Linked DNA regions of Mus musculus: region 2 is linked to region 1. A link is a loop called in an ENCODE intact Hi-C map of the cell type or tissue named here. Cell type or tissue: heart. All regions are shown on one strand. Each heading gives the region's core, and the rest is flanking DNA. Links, peaks and the distances in the headings are about the cores only.

Evidence for each region. Peaks named below come from ENCODE experiments on the same cell type or tissue, not always from the same donor. Only the 100,000 strongest peaks of a DNase experiment are listed, where the experiment ranks them.
Region 2: a loop joins it to region 1, with 2.0 times the contacts of the local background. A loop is called at or near these places in 4 of 42 quality-filtered maps.

The regions. Positions count from the first base shown.
Region 1 is chr8:10,649,144-10,657,484 of GRCm38, forward strand. No RefSeq gene overlaps it. Among named protein-coding and RNA genes, the nearest start is that of Gm32330, 20 kb to the right of the region's middle. In heart, for the core only: no CTCF peak of the experiment used is centred there; a DNase peak (open chromatin) is centred at 4,308; H3K27ac peaks cover 3,460 bases.
Region 2 is chr8:10,809,098-10,817,438 of GRCm38, forward strand. Gm32485 (a long non-coding RNA gene) reads right to left here. Exons shown (of 3, transcript XR_378708.1): 3 at 7,915-8,000. It also overlaps the pseudogene Rps16-ps3. Among named protein-coding and RNA genes, the nearest start is that of Gm32485, 4.5 kb to the right of the region's middle. In heart, for the core only: no CTCF peak of the experiment used is centred there; no DNase peak of the experiment used is centred there.

The sequences.
Region 1 (8,341 bases), core at 327-8,326:
TGTGCATCTGTGTGTCTATATGTGTATGTCTGTGTGTTTGTGTATATGTGTGTGTTCTTGTGTATGAGTGTTAGAATGTATATGTGTATGTGTGCATTAATGTGTGGATATGTGTGTATGTGTGTTTGTGATTATATATGTGTGTGTGCATATGTGTATATATGTCCATGTCTATGTGTGTATTGCCTAAGTATGTGTATATGTGCATGTGTGTGTATCTATATGAGTGTGTATGTGTGTATTAGAGTGTTTGTGTGTATGTGCCTGTATGTGTGTATGTGTTTGTGTGTATATATATAAATGTATGTAAGTGTGTGAATGTGAACGTGTGTGACTATGTATGTGAGTATGTACATATGTGCTTCTATGTGTATGTGTGTGTATGTGTTTACATGTGTGAATTTGTGTATGAGTTTGTTAGTGTGTGCTTATGCATATGTGTATATGTGTCTATGTTTGTGTGTGTTCATTTGTGCTGGTGCTCACACATGTGTGGTCATGAGTATGTGGAGACCAGAAGACTGTCTCAGGTGCCTTCTTTAATTGTTTTCTAGTTTTCTTTCTTGAGATGGGGGTCTTTTCATTGAGCTCAGTACTTTGGTTAAACTATGTGGCAAGTAGACTCCAGGAGGCCTCCTGTCTTCGCTGCCTGAGTCTGGGATTACAGCACAGTACACACATTTGATTGTTTGCTTTAAATCTGTTTTATTTTAAATTATGTGTCTATGTGTGGGTTACTGTACATAAGTACAGATGCCCACAGAGGCTAAAAGAGTGTGTCAGAAACCTTGGATATGAAGTTACAGGTAGGTGTGACCCACTGGACTTGGGTTTTGGATTTCTGCAATAGTAGTATACTCTCCAGTATTACTGAGCCATCTCTCCAGTGTGTTCACTTGGGTACAAGGTCCTCTTGATTACAGAAGACCCTTTTTCTGTGTGTGCCTTTTCCCCAGCCCCTATAGAAAACAATCTGGAAGCTTTAGAGAATATAAACACAGCCCATCATATAATTCAATCAGTTTTCTTCAACACATTTAACCAAGGCAATGGAAAGCAGATGTTTGTATATGAACACTTAATGTGGCTTTATTTGTAGTAGCCTCAGATCCAAGTGTCCTTAAAGAGGCAACAGGACAAATGGCAGGAGAGTTCTCTGATGGAGCACTGCTCAGCAATGGTAGAAGGCTTCCAACAACACCCCCCAACCCCCCTACACACACACACACAATGTCTCTCTAACTATATGGTGGGAAGGAACACAAAGTATCCACTGGTCCACTGGGTCCACTGACATTCAGTGCTAGAAAGTGCAAATTAACCAGTGGCAAAAAGTGGGCCAGATACCAAAGGACAGGGATAGGTACACTGGTATGTGGTAGGGTAGGTATGCTGGAAGTGCTGTGGGCACACATAAACACTGGCAGCTGCTGGGTGCGATTCTGATGGCCTTGGTGGTTTCAGAAACACATATCCATGTCTGAGTCAACCTGTTCCACACTTTAACACCTACCATCCATTCCACACCAACTATGCAGGTGTAAAATTACTGAAGAAGGAAAAGAAACAATCACAGGGCTTTGGGACAGACAGTCACAGGCTATCAGGTACTGAGAAGTGTTGAAGTGTTGTAGAAACACTCCTTTGTATGATGTGACTCTCTAAAGCTTGAAGACTGTGGTCCTGCTTCTGTATGCAAACTGACTGCCATGTGACAGTTACATAACAGGTTCCCCCCAGATAAAATCTTCCATCTTAGAGGGAGGCCCCTTAAGAACAATCCTGCAAGGATTAAAGTGAGGAAGTAAACAACTCAATGGCTCCAGGAAGTCCCTGAAACTGACCTGGGTTCACTAAGCTCCTCCCTCCCCAAGCTTATACAGTAAAGGTTTCTGGGAGGCACCTTCAGACAAGTGGAGCTGCTTAGAAAGGGTAGCCTAGATGCAGAGAGAGAGAGAGAGAGAGAGAGAGAGAGAGAGAGAGAGAGAGAGAGAGAAAGAGAGAGAGATTGATTCTGCAGCCTGTGGAACTGTGCAGTGAGCTTCAGGTCTCCAGCTTTTGTGAGCCCGTCGTCACCCATGCTGGGGTAGGCTTTGGTGATGCCACTGTTTTGAGTCATTTCTGCCCCATAAGTAAGCTCTTAGCCATACTGCATAAGGAACCATGACTCATTAGTTCACCAGTTGAACTTTCCTGTTGTCTTTCCTTTGTCTGTCATTGGTTCCATATCAGGGGAGAGTAAATGTCACAGCCACTGGTATCTTTTGTGTTGTAGTCACTTGGGTGCTGGGTTATCGTCATGATCCATCACACCCAGGGAGCTCGTAGGTTTAACAGGTGCCCTCGGAATACGCTTCTTCTAAAATATGTACTTTGTGAAACATTTTAAAGTCATGGGACCTTTTTAGAAACATGAATGGTGTCATGTGCCACCTCCCTCCCTCCTCAGTGTCCCCACCGGTCTCTGACTTCACTGCTCTTCTAGTCACAAATCCAGGTCTTCCCAAGCTTAACATTCCCCGAGCGAGCGTGTCTTCACAGGGTACAGTGGAGCACGGCTGGATAGTTTTACACATATGAGGTAATGCCCACAGGCCTGTAAGGCAGTAACATATCCCCCTCCCCCCTCAGGGTTCCGGCTTCAAAGCTCAAAGTCCAGCAGACGGTTTTTCTGTAGAGATCAAGCTCCTTTTCTACAGCTGTCTAAGCAGTTGCCAAATTTAGCCTGACGCTCTTGTCTCTGGGATTTAGTCAAGGTAAGGTTGGGAGTTTCACAGATCAATACTGCTAAGCGCTCATTAGCAGGGAACTCTCAAACACACCGTATAAATCTGAATGGCTGACTTGAGGGAACTAAGTGGTTTCTCGAAAGTTCCTTGAGTTAATCCGGGCATTATTTTTCAAGTAAAACTCCAACTTGTAATAGTTCACAAGGTCCTGAGCTCAGCAGGATCTATCAAGCACAGGGCACACACCTCCTTTAACAGCAGAGAGGCACAAGCTGGCAAAGTGGACCAACTGTGTTAGGAAGGCTTTAGAGACACCCAAATGGGAATGCCTTGTCCCTTTTCTTCCATGTCTGTATCATACCAAAGACACAAGTGGAACCCTAATGGAAAGAATCACAAGCTCAAGGGGGACCAAGAGAAGGAGCCCTGTCAGAACCAAGGCAGCTGCTGGTTTTTCACAGGCCTGTTCTCTTCATCTTGAGTCTACTGAAGAACATTTTTAAGAGTCGTTTTCTACGACATGGAACATTTTCACAACAGTCCAGTTTCATCCACTCTGGGACTTATCTTCAACCTCATTGCTTCAAGAAGGCAAGAAATACACAGAACTCGGTTTGCAAAGGGAAACCCTTCCAGGCACTTTCTATGGAGGGATGTGTGGAGGCATACATGTAAGATCAAGCAAGAGCGACCATTGTAGCAGCCTCAAGAGCTCTCAGCCCCATTTCCCTTCTAGTTATAGATATATATTTACATACAAAATTACAAAAATGTAAACTCTCTTTTGCCTGTGTTAAAAACAAACACTGTTCACAAAGAGCGGTGTGGTTTTTTGTTTTTTAGTTTTTGTTTGTTTGTTTGTGTGATTTTACATTTCAGATGCGAATGCGTGAGATTTGAATGAGATGCTTTAGTCAGTGAAAGCTCCGGTGTCTCTTTGTTCCTGAGTTGAATTACTGACAGGCCACTATGAATGCTGGAGAGAATAAAACGTGTTTGCATCAAAACTACAGTTTTCTAAATTTCTTTAAAATAACATTTGGCCTCTGTATTTTTAACTTAGGAATTAAAGCATAAATGTTCCGATGAAACAGAGCCCATAAGACTGAAGTTTCCGTGAAGTTTTGTGTTTGTTAATTTGTAGATTTGCATGTGCTTCATCTGCTGTTGATTGTGTGTCTGGGATTTGGGACAAGGTGACGCTTGTTTCCTGGGGGCCATGGACCAGATAGGTGGTGATCCATACTTGGATGTGCTAAGACAAACAGAAAAGTCAGAGTCATTTCCACCTATTTGGTTCTTCGGGTCAGACACCAAAACAAAATCTATGGGATTACATCAGGGAGCATATTCAAGGTTTTTGGATTAAGGGAGAAAATGCATGTGGCATTGCTCACTATGGGGCTGGGTCACGAGCTATATAAGGAAAGCCGTCATCACCATTGGCAAATACAAGTTATGTAAGGCCTGGGATCCCTGTAAATAGAATATCAACACAATAGAAGTGCCAGCAGCCCAAGGCCTTGTATGGGGTTAGCCTGGCCTGGCCTGCCTGTTTCCACACAGGAAGGAATCCCGGTCTATCATGAAACTAAACATCCAGGCTCGCACATAACCCCTCAGTAGGACATGTGAGCACAAATGGTTGAAATTACTCAGAGGAGAAAGTCAAAGCAGGTTGTGTAATCGGACTCTGTGGAATGTGCGAGGCGTGCAGCACCTGACCGGGCTTGCGTAGGTCCATTTAAAGTCATCCTTCACAGAAACCCTGCTTGCATCACTTCCCCTAAAGGAGAGGATTGTCTCTCTAAGTTTAATGGCCACTTTCTCAGCAGCAAGATCCTGACTGTGGACTGTGGGACCATTCACAAATCCTAAGAGTCAGAAAGTAGCCAGAGTCAGAAATCCTAAATTTACATGTCAAGCTACTTCCTAGACAGATGACCCTGAACAAGTACCTTTACACATATAAACAGCCACTTTCTTTACAAAACACAAGAGTCATCGTAGTCATGTAGGGAGTGATGTGTCCAGCCGTGTTTGGAAATGCTGAGTGCACACGGACATGATAATTACAGTAGCTACTAAAACATGTTGACTTTCATAGAATCAGAGTGTCTGGAAATAGAGTTAAAGACACAGAGTCCATGCCACAAGCCAGAAAGCCAGAAGGAAAGGTGAGCCTCAGAATCTGTGCCACTTTTCTGAATACCCGAGGCGAACTTCTAGTGAACAGAGATGAAGTCAGCTTGTGGTTGTGTAGGGGAGAGACAAAATGCATGTGTGCTGCGGCCACCTCCTCACTACTGTGCTATCCCATGCCAGAAGGTAGAAGAGATGGTTACAAATGCTGGAAAAACAAATCCAGGGAGACCACCCCTGTCACTGAAGCAATTCAAGGTTATTGTTGCCACTTAACATCAACAAAGGCTGTAATGGCATGTCCAAAGGACATTCCAGTCTCTAAACTCCAAAAGGCAAGCCACATATCCAGAAATGAGATTAATCTGGACCATAGGCAGACTTCTAGTAGTTAGATAAAAGCCAGTATTTCTCAGGGACTTGTGAAGCTAATTTCCACCTACCAAAAGTATACATAGATAGATAGATGATAGATAGATAGATAGACCTACCAAAAGTATACATACACAGATGGGTGGATGGATGGATGATAGATAGATAGATATATAGATAGATAGATAGATAGACAGACAGATAGATAGATAGATAGATAGATCTACCAAAAGTATACATACACAGATGAATGGATGGATGATTGATAGATAGATAGATAGATAGATAGATAGATAGATAGATAGATAGATAGATAGACAGACAGATAGACCTACCAAAAGTATACATACACAGATGGATGGATGATGGATGGATGGATGGATGATAGATAGATAGATAGATAGATAGATAGATTAGACAGACAGACAGACAGACAGACACAATAGTTGTTCAGTTGTTCAGTCTACCAGGCTGGATGTCTCAGCTGGTCTTCAGTATACTCTAGAATCCCGAAGAAGTGGGTTTTAATGCCAGTTAAAGAATGTACATGCCAGAAAGAGCAGAAGTCCCTTCAGCAAAAGGAACATGCCTGTGGCATCTGCATTGCAAAGTCTACGCTAGCATCCTACTCCTTCTTACCTCTTCTCTAGCCTAAACACCATCCAGCTCCTGGCCGTTCCCTCCTCTCAGCTCTTCCCCCTCCTCATAACCCTTGCCACTCTCTATGCTCTCTCTGTCCCCTATCTCCTGCCGTTCTCCGCTCTCACAGATAGCGCTGGCCATGTCAAGTCTGCTGACCACTGACTGTGTTTAGTCTGCTTCTTGCTGTCTCTGTTCTGGGCTCTTCAGATGCTTGTGGTTTTTCTCTCCCACACATTCACAATAAAACCTTCCCATACCACAGAGTGTCATGCCAGCAGCTTATGCCGTTTCTACCAAGTGAACTGCTCCAGAGCACGGCCTTGTTGTCATAGATAACTGGCCTCATCTGCCACGTGACTAGCTGCACAAACAAAGATTATAATTGACATGAGTGTTTCTGTCATATTTTGTTAAGAATGTGTTTGTACAGATGTTTATATTTTCTTTCTTTGATTTATCGTGTTATATAACTGTTGAGTAGCTATCACATTTAACTTTTGAGATACCTAAAGAATGTTCCTGAAGGGACATTGTCACATAGTCCAACATTTATAACACATTTGTATGAGGGATAGTCACATCGTGTCATTATGACATGATTATCTTTTCATTTGGAAATTAAGCATGACACAAAGATGTGATTGTGTGTCGAGCTGACAGGGGGTGAATTTGTGATGGCTACTCTTGGTTGTCTATATCTGGAATTAACTAAAAGTGCAAGTGTTTAGCTACATCTATGACAGAGTTTTTTCTTAATTAAATCTTTCCAAGTGGGAAGACCCACTTTTTATCTAGACTTTTTGAGATGGGAAGATGTAAGTTTAATCAGGGACATACTTTCTGGTATAGAAAGGAAAGGTATATAAATGCAGAAAAGGAGCTTTCAAATTTTGACATTTTGCTCTCTCCCCATACATATATTATACTATATACATAAAATTATTATAGAATGTGTATATATATATATATATATATATATATATATATGTAAGTTCACTCTCTCTAGAGATCCTGACTAACACAGGAAGAATACTTAGATGTCATCTGACATGATTGTTGTTTTTCTGTACAAAGCCCACTCTGTAACAACTTTGGCTCTTGTGGAGTTCATCCTCCTCGACTCTGGAATATGACTCTCCTGAAAAGCAGCTTGCGCTTTGGTTGGCTCTGAGGAATGGTGAACAGGAAGGAACACTTCCCGCTAAGATATATTGAGATGAGACACCGATTGGATGGCAGCCATCTTTACTGGAACGGACACCTCCCCTTCCTGGCCAGATAGACCCCCCCCACGAAGACCTGCAGACATCTAAACAGCACTCCTGAGGAAACGCAAACCCAGCTGCATCTCACAGCAGCGCTCACTCTTTCCTGAAGATGCTGTTTGTGATTTAACTATGCTTCCTCTTCAGAGCTGTGGTCTTGGCAGGAGACACTTGAGGATACTCTCCTTCCATCTCTAATTGTGAAGCTTATTCGGCTCAATCCTAATCCCACACTGCCATATCCCTCCACTACCATAGCAAAGGACAAAGGAGGTAAGGCAAAATGGCAATGGGACATGAAGCAAAGGAAATACCAGACAGTGCTCTCCCAAGCACAAGGAACTTGGGAAAATTAGTTAGCAGAATAATTTAGGTGTTCAATTTCGACTGAGGAATTTCATGTAGAGGCTTCTGTCCAGGACATGTGAAATGTCTTACACATGTGTACAAGCATGTTACTGGTTAGTAGCAGCTAAAGCTTTTTCCTGAGACTTTTCAATGTGGGTGTGATATGTAAATATCATGTGCTGAGTCATGTTCACACTGCTGTGGTTCAGGTATGAATTTCTTAGCATAGAGCACAAAGTTGCAGGCCTGATGAGATCCCTAGGAACACATTGTCCTGGACTTGGTTCAAAACTAGCAGTTCTTCCAAATTCACACCTCATATGACATTCTTACGAGTGTGTTTTTCTTACCTCTGTCTTCTGGTTAAGAATAGAAATGATACGCAGCTGTGTGAGGCTTCTCCAGTGAGACGTGGCTCCACCTGGGACTGGAACACATCTCTTAAGGATACAGGATGCAGTTTCTTTAAAAATAACACATGAGGGACAAAAGAGGCAAAGCCTCCAGTTTTAGTGACTTTTCGGTCACTGTGATAAAACACCATGGCCAAGGCGATTCATAAAGGAAAGCATTTGATTTGACGTACTGGGAGACACCAAAGCCCATACACACTGGGTGGCACACCTTCTAGACCTTCCCAAACAGCTGCAGCTGGGAACTAAGTTCAAATATATATGGAACAAAGAGGGGGGAGGGGCTTTCTCATTCAAAACACCATACCGATAGACCAGACCTATCTATGCACATGTGAACTATACAAGCAATCCTGACTCAGGCAAATTTTAAGGACGGGGCAGGGTTGGCAGAGGAAATAAAAACCTTAAACCCTAACTGGATATTTTA
Region 2 (8,341 bases), core at 319-8,318, 160 kb after region 1:
GCACAGACTGCAGCAGACCCTTGGATGGCATAGCTACAAGTACGAACATAAGCTCCTCACAGTGCTTCACCGCCACTGGAAAAGGCCAAAGTGTGAAGTCTTTTTTCCTTTGATAATTCATATGCATCAAGGCCCTCGCTAACAGGTTGGTTTCATTAGTATTGGGCTCATCTATGTGTCTAGATCTCAATGTTTTAGGAATGTATTTAATCAAATATTCTTGGACTTAATATAGCTTTTACTTGTTCTCTTCCATTAGCCACTTCCAGACATGTGGGTCTCTCTTCTATGTGGTGCCTGAAATCATATTTGCTTTCAGTCTGTTTTTACATTCCCCCCACTCCCCATTCCCCGAGGAAACGTTTTTAACAGCAACTTTTCTGATAACAGAGTTTCTTCCTTCTATTTACTGGTACTTCCCATCTGCAGTGTTAAGTGAGTTTTTGCTCTTTTTTAATTTGTGTAGCTCAGCAATCGCTTCCTTGGTCTGAGTCCCTCTCTTACCATGTTTAAGGCCACGGTTGCCTTTTTGGTGTTGTCTTGGTTGTGTGCAGCAGGTTCCAGTGGGCAGCCCTTTGGGATCTTTATTTATTTATTTTTCTCTGTTATAAAATCTAGGGGCTGGTTTTCATTCTGCGGTTTAAAATCACTGTTTGGGGGCTCAGAGAAGCAGTTCAGCAGTCAAGAAGAGTGCTTGCTATTCTTGGGGAGGGAGCGGGTTCTATTGTCAGTACCCAAGTTAGTTGATGCACAACTAGTCAACATCACTTCAGCAGCTGGGCATCCAGAGCCCTTCCCATGTCTCTGTGGACATCATGTGTACACACACACACACAATAAAATTAAGTATTTATTTTTTAAATCAAAGAATTGTTTTGTCTGCGTTGGTCTGTTTAGGTGGCTGTAGGTGGTAATGTTTGGAGCTGCCTGTTTTTAGTTGTAGTTCTTGTGGTAGGAAAATGGCAGCATCAGGCTGCCAATAGCTCTGAAAAGAATCCGGGCAACCTTTCACCCACTCCTCCCCCTCATACTGCTTGGGTCTTCTCTATCCCCCACTCTGTTAAAAAAAATTCTTCCATGTTTTTTGATTCTAAACAAATAGTATTTTAAAATAGGACAACTCTGGCTTATGATGTTGGTGTAAAAGATGGAAAACAATGTTAATTGCTTACTATGAAATCCTTTAAACTCTGGCAGCTCTGAAAACATTGGCTGAAGAATCTTAAATCAGCAGACACTGCCCGGTTCTCATCTTGCAGCTGTGCCCAGAGTGCCTAGACCAGGGATTTGGGGGAACTGCTTACATCCCTGATAGTCTGAGTAGCTAGATAGTAACACTCCATTTGTGGACTAAACAGTGTCCACCTGATTGTCTAGCCCTTTGCCTTGGAAACTAAACCATGTGGGAGAAAAGAAACAGTCTCCAGTTGTAAAAGACTCTCCTGAGTTGTAAAGAGTGATGCACAGTTGGTAACATATAGTCAAAGGGGGCAGCAGGAGACAGATCCCAGGGACTTACACAATGAACAAAAAGCCTAGGAGCTTGATTTTGGTGAGTTTATATTTTCTAAAATTAGACTCACTTTGCTGATACAAATATCCATGTGAGTACACTTTCAGAGAGGGAGGGCAACAATGTATCCAAGCAGGAATTCTGTGTGGATGAGGCGTGCTGCCGGTGCAGATCCCACCACGCCTCCCTAGAAGGAGGCCCACCATTACCAACATTCAAACCAGCCTTCTGCTCAACCTCTAAGACATGACCTGCATTATGTCACCGCCCCTGAGTTCTCAAAACAGCTCTGGACACACCTATCATTATTGTCCTAATCTTGTAGAGGAAGAAATAGAGGAAACCTTTACCGCTCTGAGTCCTTCACACACAGGGATATAGCTACAGCAAGATAAGAGGTAGGCGGTTTGATTCTCTGCCTTCTGCAGAAAATGAAGCTGATGTACAGCTTGTCCTTTGACAGAATTTATGGCTGGTGTTTTAGAGTCAGGGCTCAACTCACTGACATTAAAACATCTCCCAAGAGGGAGCTCACATGACCAAAAGCCCCCATTACACTCAGTTGCGGTCTTCAGACATCCTACACTGGGGATTTTTTTTTCTTCCTATCTGCCAATAACACAATTTAAGTGTTGATTGTGAGGACTGAGTTTGCAATGCAGCTCTCCCTGACATTGTTCTCTGCCAATCTAGGAAGTCCCCATAGAAACCAAGAGGATGCTGGCCCGTACATCCTTGTCCAGCATCACTGGGTTGTCAGGTCTCTCTTCTCTCTCTATGTGATCTCTCCATTTCAGAAAACCTAGTTGCTCTGAATGCTCTGCCTGAGCAATGCCACGGATCTCTGATTCTTCCTGCCCTGTTTCCTGAATGCTGAGGGTCCTGGGGAGTGGGAGATGGTGTGAGCGGTCCACAGATGAATGCCTGGCGGGGGTGTTTAAGAAAATGCAGTTTGTTGGTCAAAATAGAGATGGGGTTGATGTCAGGGGCCTCCCTGTCAGGTTGAGCTGCTGAAAATACCATAAGAATGTGTCAAAAACTTCATTGAGAGCAACTGGCCTAGAAAAATATAATGTATATTATTAAAAACAAGGGAAATGTCCACTAACACACACAGGAGAGAGGAGGGGGTGCTGAGGCAGAGGAGAAAACACCCTACTCACTGCGAGCTGCTTTAGTGGCCCTACCTCTCTGTCTTCCTCTTCTCATTCAGCCTGACTGATTCATGCAGGCAGCTGCCGCTGGTGTTAGAGGCCTCATGTGCTCCATGGGCCATGTCTGTATTTTGTCTGTATACTAAAGTATTCCCTGGGAGTAAAGTGGCCTGTGGTCCCAGTGGATCATAAATTATCTTGCAATGCTGCCCTACCTATTTAAGCCCTAGGCTCTTTCTCCTCATTGGTAGAAAGACATGTGGTCCCCTGGTTTTAAAGTTCATTTCAGCTCCTCAGGTGAGTGGGATTGGCCACAAATGTCACAAGCTCCCTGGACATCTCCGACCTCTCTGGAGGTGGAAGATGCACATGACAGCTTATTTACCTTGTCTTCTTTGTACTCACAACCCCTACAAGCTGCCGCTGACCCAGGCTGTGCCTACCACTGTGTGGTGCTCTGAAACCCTAGGAAAACCCAGATCCTTACACTCCCTTTCAGTAGGAAGCAGGACTGGACAGAGGCGCACACTACTTGGTCTGAAAACATCATTCCTAACCCAGATGACTGCTCACATGGACCAGAGCTGAAACAGCATAGGCAGGTCCTCTGGCTGAAGCCCTGCTCTGGCTTTCCCTTGTCAGCCTGAAACTGCATTTCCAGCCATTTGGAAATCTCTCCTCTCCCAATAGTGCCACCAACCACCATCATGCACACGTGCTGCTTGCCAGGAATCGCTTAGCAACGGAACCCTGTGTTCTGCCAGCTCTCTCCTCGTGCTGACAACCTGGATTTCACAGAAGTTGTGTTTCTAGAAATATTTCTGGACTAGGCCAGGTGATGAAGGGAATGTCTCATCACCGACACAGACGGAGAACGGATACTGGCTGCCCTGTTTATGATTTCCAGGAGAAATTGTAGGTCTTGATCTGACGGCGAGGAGTTAAAAGACAATTTATTTCCCACTGCTGGCTCTTCACTAGAAGCAGGTCCACAGAGCGTAGCTCATAAAGCTGATGGGCAAAGTGCTATGTCTGTGAAGAAACAGCCAAGTCAATGTTAACCGCAAATATTAAAAGCCATCATAGGACTAGTACATCGCCAAGAGGGTATTAGTGTCCTGTTAGCAGTGCCTGCTCACCTCATAAATAGAAGCCTCAACCTATGAGCTCCCCAACTTGTCTTTATTCATGAAGGGTAGAGACAGAGGACATAGGAGACGCACCCCACAACAACCAGTGCTGTCAGTATTTGCCTGGCACGAGTGTCCTCATCTGAATGCAGCCCCTATGCAACTATTTAATATGTATGGAACATCCAGAGGCACGCGTACATAACTACAGTCCCTGCTGAAGAAGCCTTGAAATCTCATTTATCTTACACTGTGTGGTCCCATCAGTGGTAAAAATAATAATAATAATAATAATAATAATAATAATAATAATAATAATATGTAAGAGTACAATTAAATCCATGCACCAGCATGGTTGGTCTTATTTTCCCTGGGATTGCTTCATGAAGTCATGATGTGGTCATAAGAGACAGTGTGATAGTCAGGCTAATACCAGAACATCAGCTTGAATGGACTGTGGTGTCTGGTGGGGGGTGGGGTCGGGGGGGGTGGGAAGTTCTACACAATCCCCCCTGCTAGCCATGGCAGTGAGTGAAGTGAGGTTCCCACAATTAATTTTTTCACACCTCTCCTAAGGTATAAGGGGCTGAGTTATGAAACGGCTTATTTTACATCCAGATGATCTATGGCATAGAGAATTGAAATAGCAGATGTGAGTTTAATAGCCAGTTGATTAGCAAGAAGGACTTCCCCCTGCCCCAAAATATGCTCTAAAGCAGTATAGCTTTGGGGAGTCACCTGTTCCACGTTTGTCAGGGACACCTGTTGCCTTCAAAGCTTTAGACAGATACAGAATTGCCATAGCTGCAAACTGTCCTGGGATTGTCTTGGATACTCTCGGCACTGTGGAAAAACACTCAACAAAACAACATGAAGAATGTTTGTGTTTGTGCATCTGTGGTCTTAGATGGAACACCCCAGATCCCCACATGAGATCCTTGCAAGAGTGCTGTCTGAATGCAAGCACGTGAGTCTCTACTTTTAACCTTCACTGGGAGGAATTGGTCTTGTCCCATTCAAACTCATTTTCATCTGAGAACATGACACACTGACATCAAAAGAGGTATGTGAGCCTCAGATATGATGTGGTCCTGAAATGATGTGGATTCTTCCTGTCTCCCCTATCATATTTTGACATCATGATTTCTGATGAGCCAGTGAATACCAAGGTGCTGATGCTGGAGTGACCTTGGGGATCAGAGTCCAGGAGTCTCTGTGTGACATGATTTGTCAACTGATCAATATGTAACTTTGTCTCACATGGGCTTCTGCTTAAAGATGTCTGGTTCATGTATCATTGACTCAGTAGCCCTGAGCCTGTAACCAAACTCAGTCCAAATGACGTTTATCTCACACCCCTATTCATGCAAAGAGCATCAGACAGCAGTGCTGCCCACAGAGCCTTTAAACAGAAGTCAGCAATGAAAGACACAGAAATGTGGAAACACAGTCCCAGCAACCATGAAAAGGACTTTTCCCCTTACCACAGGACACCAATATCTTGGATTTCTCAAGCTTTGGGACACTCATTATACAAGCCCACGATTAGCTGCAGAGACACTGAGAATCTTGGTTTTCATGTTATGAAGAAGTTGGGGTAAGCTGGGGAAATTGTGGGTGCAGAACCCCTGAGGTTCAGCGGTGTGTGCGGAACCCCTGGGGGTCAGCGGTGTTTGCGGAACCCCTGGGGGTCAGCAGTGTGTGTTACTGGAACTTTTGAGGCTCGAGAATGAGCATTACAGAAAGAATTTGTGTGCTCCTGAACAACAGCCAGGAAGTCCTGGCCTGATACTCAAGAGTCACTGCTGAGTCTCAGAGTCTCAGTTCATGGGTGACTGGCAATGGTTGGAGCAGTGACAAATGAAGCAATTTTATTAGGAGTTACGACACACTCTCCCCCCCCCCACACACACACACACACTCCGCTGCCCATAGAGAAGAAAGCTGTACAAGGACCCATCACTGTGACAAAATGCCAGACAGAACCAACTTAAGACAGGCTTGTGCTGTAGGGATGTACCCACTATGGATAGGAAGGGCGTGGAGCAGGAACTTGATGGCGCTGATCATACTGTATACACAGTATGGCCAAACTGGACAACCTCAAGGCCCACCCCTTGTGACTCATTTTTCCAGTAAGGCTCCATACCCTAAAGGTCTTATGATCAATAACAGTGCTACTAGCTAGAGACCAAGTATGCAAACATGTGAGCCCCGTGGGAGGCACAAGCACATTCAAACAATGTCCATCAGCTCCTCAGACTTTAGCTTCACTGACATCTCCATAGCCTGTCCACAAAGCAATGAACAGATATCAAGAACGTACTGAGGACAGAGCATGGAGTGGCCCTAATGCTGTCGGGAAAATTCATGAACAGAGATGCAGAACTCAAGGTTAGATCCAGGCACCACAGAAGGGGGAATCCTTCAGATGGGACTCCAGTGAGGGAGCAATGGATCCAAGGCCTGGAGAACAGTCGAATCCACCTCCAGCAAGAGCACGGGGAACGTGTGACTGGAAAAGCAACCGATGCACCATGACCATCTGAGGAAGGACACTGCTTAACCCGTTTATGATGTGTTTTGCTTAATCTAGAGCCTCCATGTGGGGTTACGGCTCCACTGGGTTACGGCCCCACGTTCTTGAAGACAGAGTATTCAAAAATGGAATGTCACGCTTAGGGAAGGAATGATTGCTCTGGATCCCACTGCCCTTGTGAGAATTCATAGCATCCCATGTACATGAGGGGATGAGGACACCCTGACAAGGAATCTAGTCGCTAAAAAGATCATGGGGAAGCCAGACACACATTACCCAAAAAAGTCACTCAGAACAGTGTTCTGGGGTCTCACCGGATGCACGGTGCACAAGGAGGCAGAGATAAAAGCAAGAGACCAGGTTTCTTCCACAGCCCCACCCCCAAGCGTGGCTTCTGCAGGCCGCCAATCAGAGCCCCGCAGAACCAAATGCATGCCTGGCGATCTGCTCCAGCAGGACATAGGCAAACCAAATGTTCCCAAAATTCCACTAGGTTAGGCAGGTAATCCCATATAGCTATACCAATTAAGTCATGTGCCCAGAGAGTCCCTCTTCCTGCCTTTGTCTTTTCCATTTTAAAAGGAGTTGATCTCTCTACTACTGCTGAAAGCAAGTGGTGGTCACAGTTGGATTCACTGATCTGGCTATAAGCTTATAACTATTTATAAGCTACGCAGATGCACCCCCACAGCTTGCACACTGCTTGTTCACTCCTAGACCCAGGACCATATTCTTGAGTGGCACCTGACTTACACTGCAGACTCTAGGAAAGAACACAGTTGTTTTCCACAGTGTTTCCCAATATGTGCAGCTGACGTCCTTTCCCACTGGAGACCTACCCAGAAGTTGAGGGACAAACAGCACTGTGGCTAAAGGCCAGTGTCACCATGCCTTGGTAATTTTTTTTTCGTGGCTCTTATTGCCAATCAGAAAGAACCCACTGGGTACAACTACATGTTCTTCATTGTGAGCAGATAATAATGGGAAGGAGACTACAATATAGGACAGAGATTTTGATCAGGCAGGACTCTTCATTTGCCTTCTGGGCAACATTCATTCTTTTCCAGGGAGTTTAGGTTTTGTTGCTGGCTTTGAACCTCTGGTGTTTTCTTAGTTTATGAATCACTGACTGTAGAAATCAGCCTTTGCCTAGCAACACAAATGGCTGGGAACAGACACTCAGGCACCTACATAGTCCTGAAAGGGCAAAATATTCACAGGAAGATAGATGCCAAAGGGGACCCTTGAGGTCCAGTCTGACCTATCTACATCCCCAAAGCCAACCTGAGGCCAGTTGGTGTCAGAACATGACATGAGACCTTTGCTAACCTCATCCACCACACTATCTTCCTCAATGGGAGGGTAGCTGAGGTGGTCTTGGCTGGAACAGTCCCTCTCCATCTTCTATTTTTAAACTGATTCATGGAGTAAATCCAACTCATGTCTCAGACTTGGACTTCAATACTCCCTGTTGCCTCTGAGTGAAGTGTTTCCACCTCATTGCTGCACAGACATTCGCTAAGAATCACACGGTTCTTGGAAGCCTTTTCTTCCCCAATAACATGGGGTTTCTTTAATCTTCCTTTTTCCCCATGAAGTAGACATTAGAAATTGTGTCTCTTCCAACTGGGTACCTGTAACATGTCTCATGGCATCTTGCAAGCCTTGGAGAGAAAAGTAGCACGGTAATTAGCATTGCAAAAATTTCCATTCTCGTTTCTATTTATTAAGCAAATGTTCTTGGAAAGGCCTTTCAATTATAATTTATATATCACATATACATACATATTCTTAGAGTTCTACTCAGATTTTTCTGCATAAATTTTGAGGCCTTAAAATGCTTACATTTGCATTTAATTACCCTTCTGATTAATAGAACCAGTAAAAATAATCAAATTATGAACAATTTACATATGGATTGTTGAATGTGCTTGCCAACTCTTTTACCTTTTCATTTTTTTAAATGATGGTCTGGCCCAGAGCATCAGAGACATGAGGAAATGAG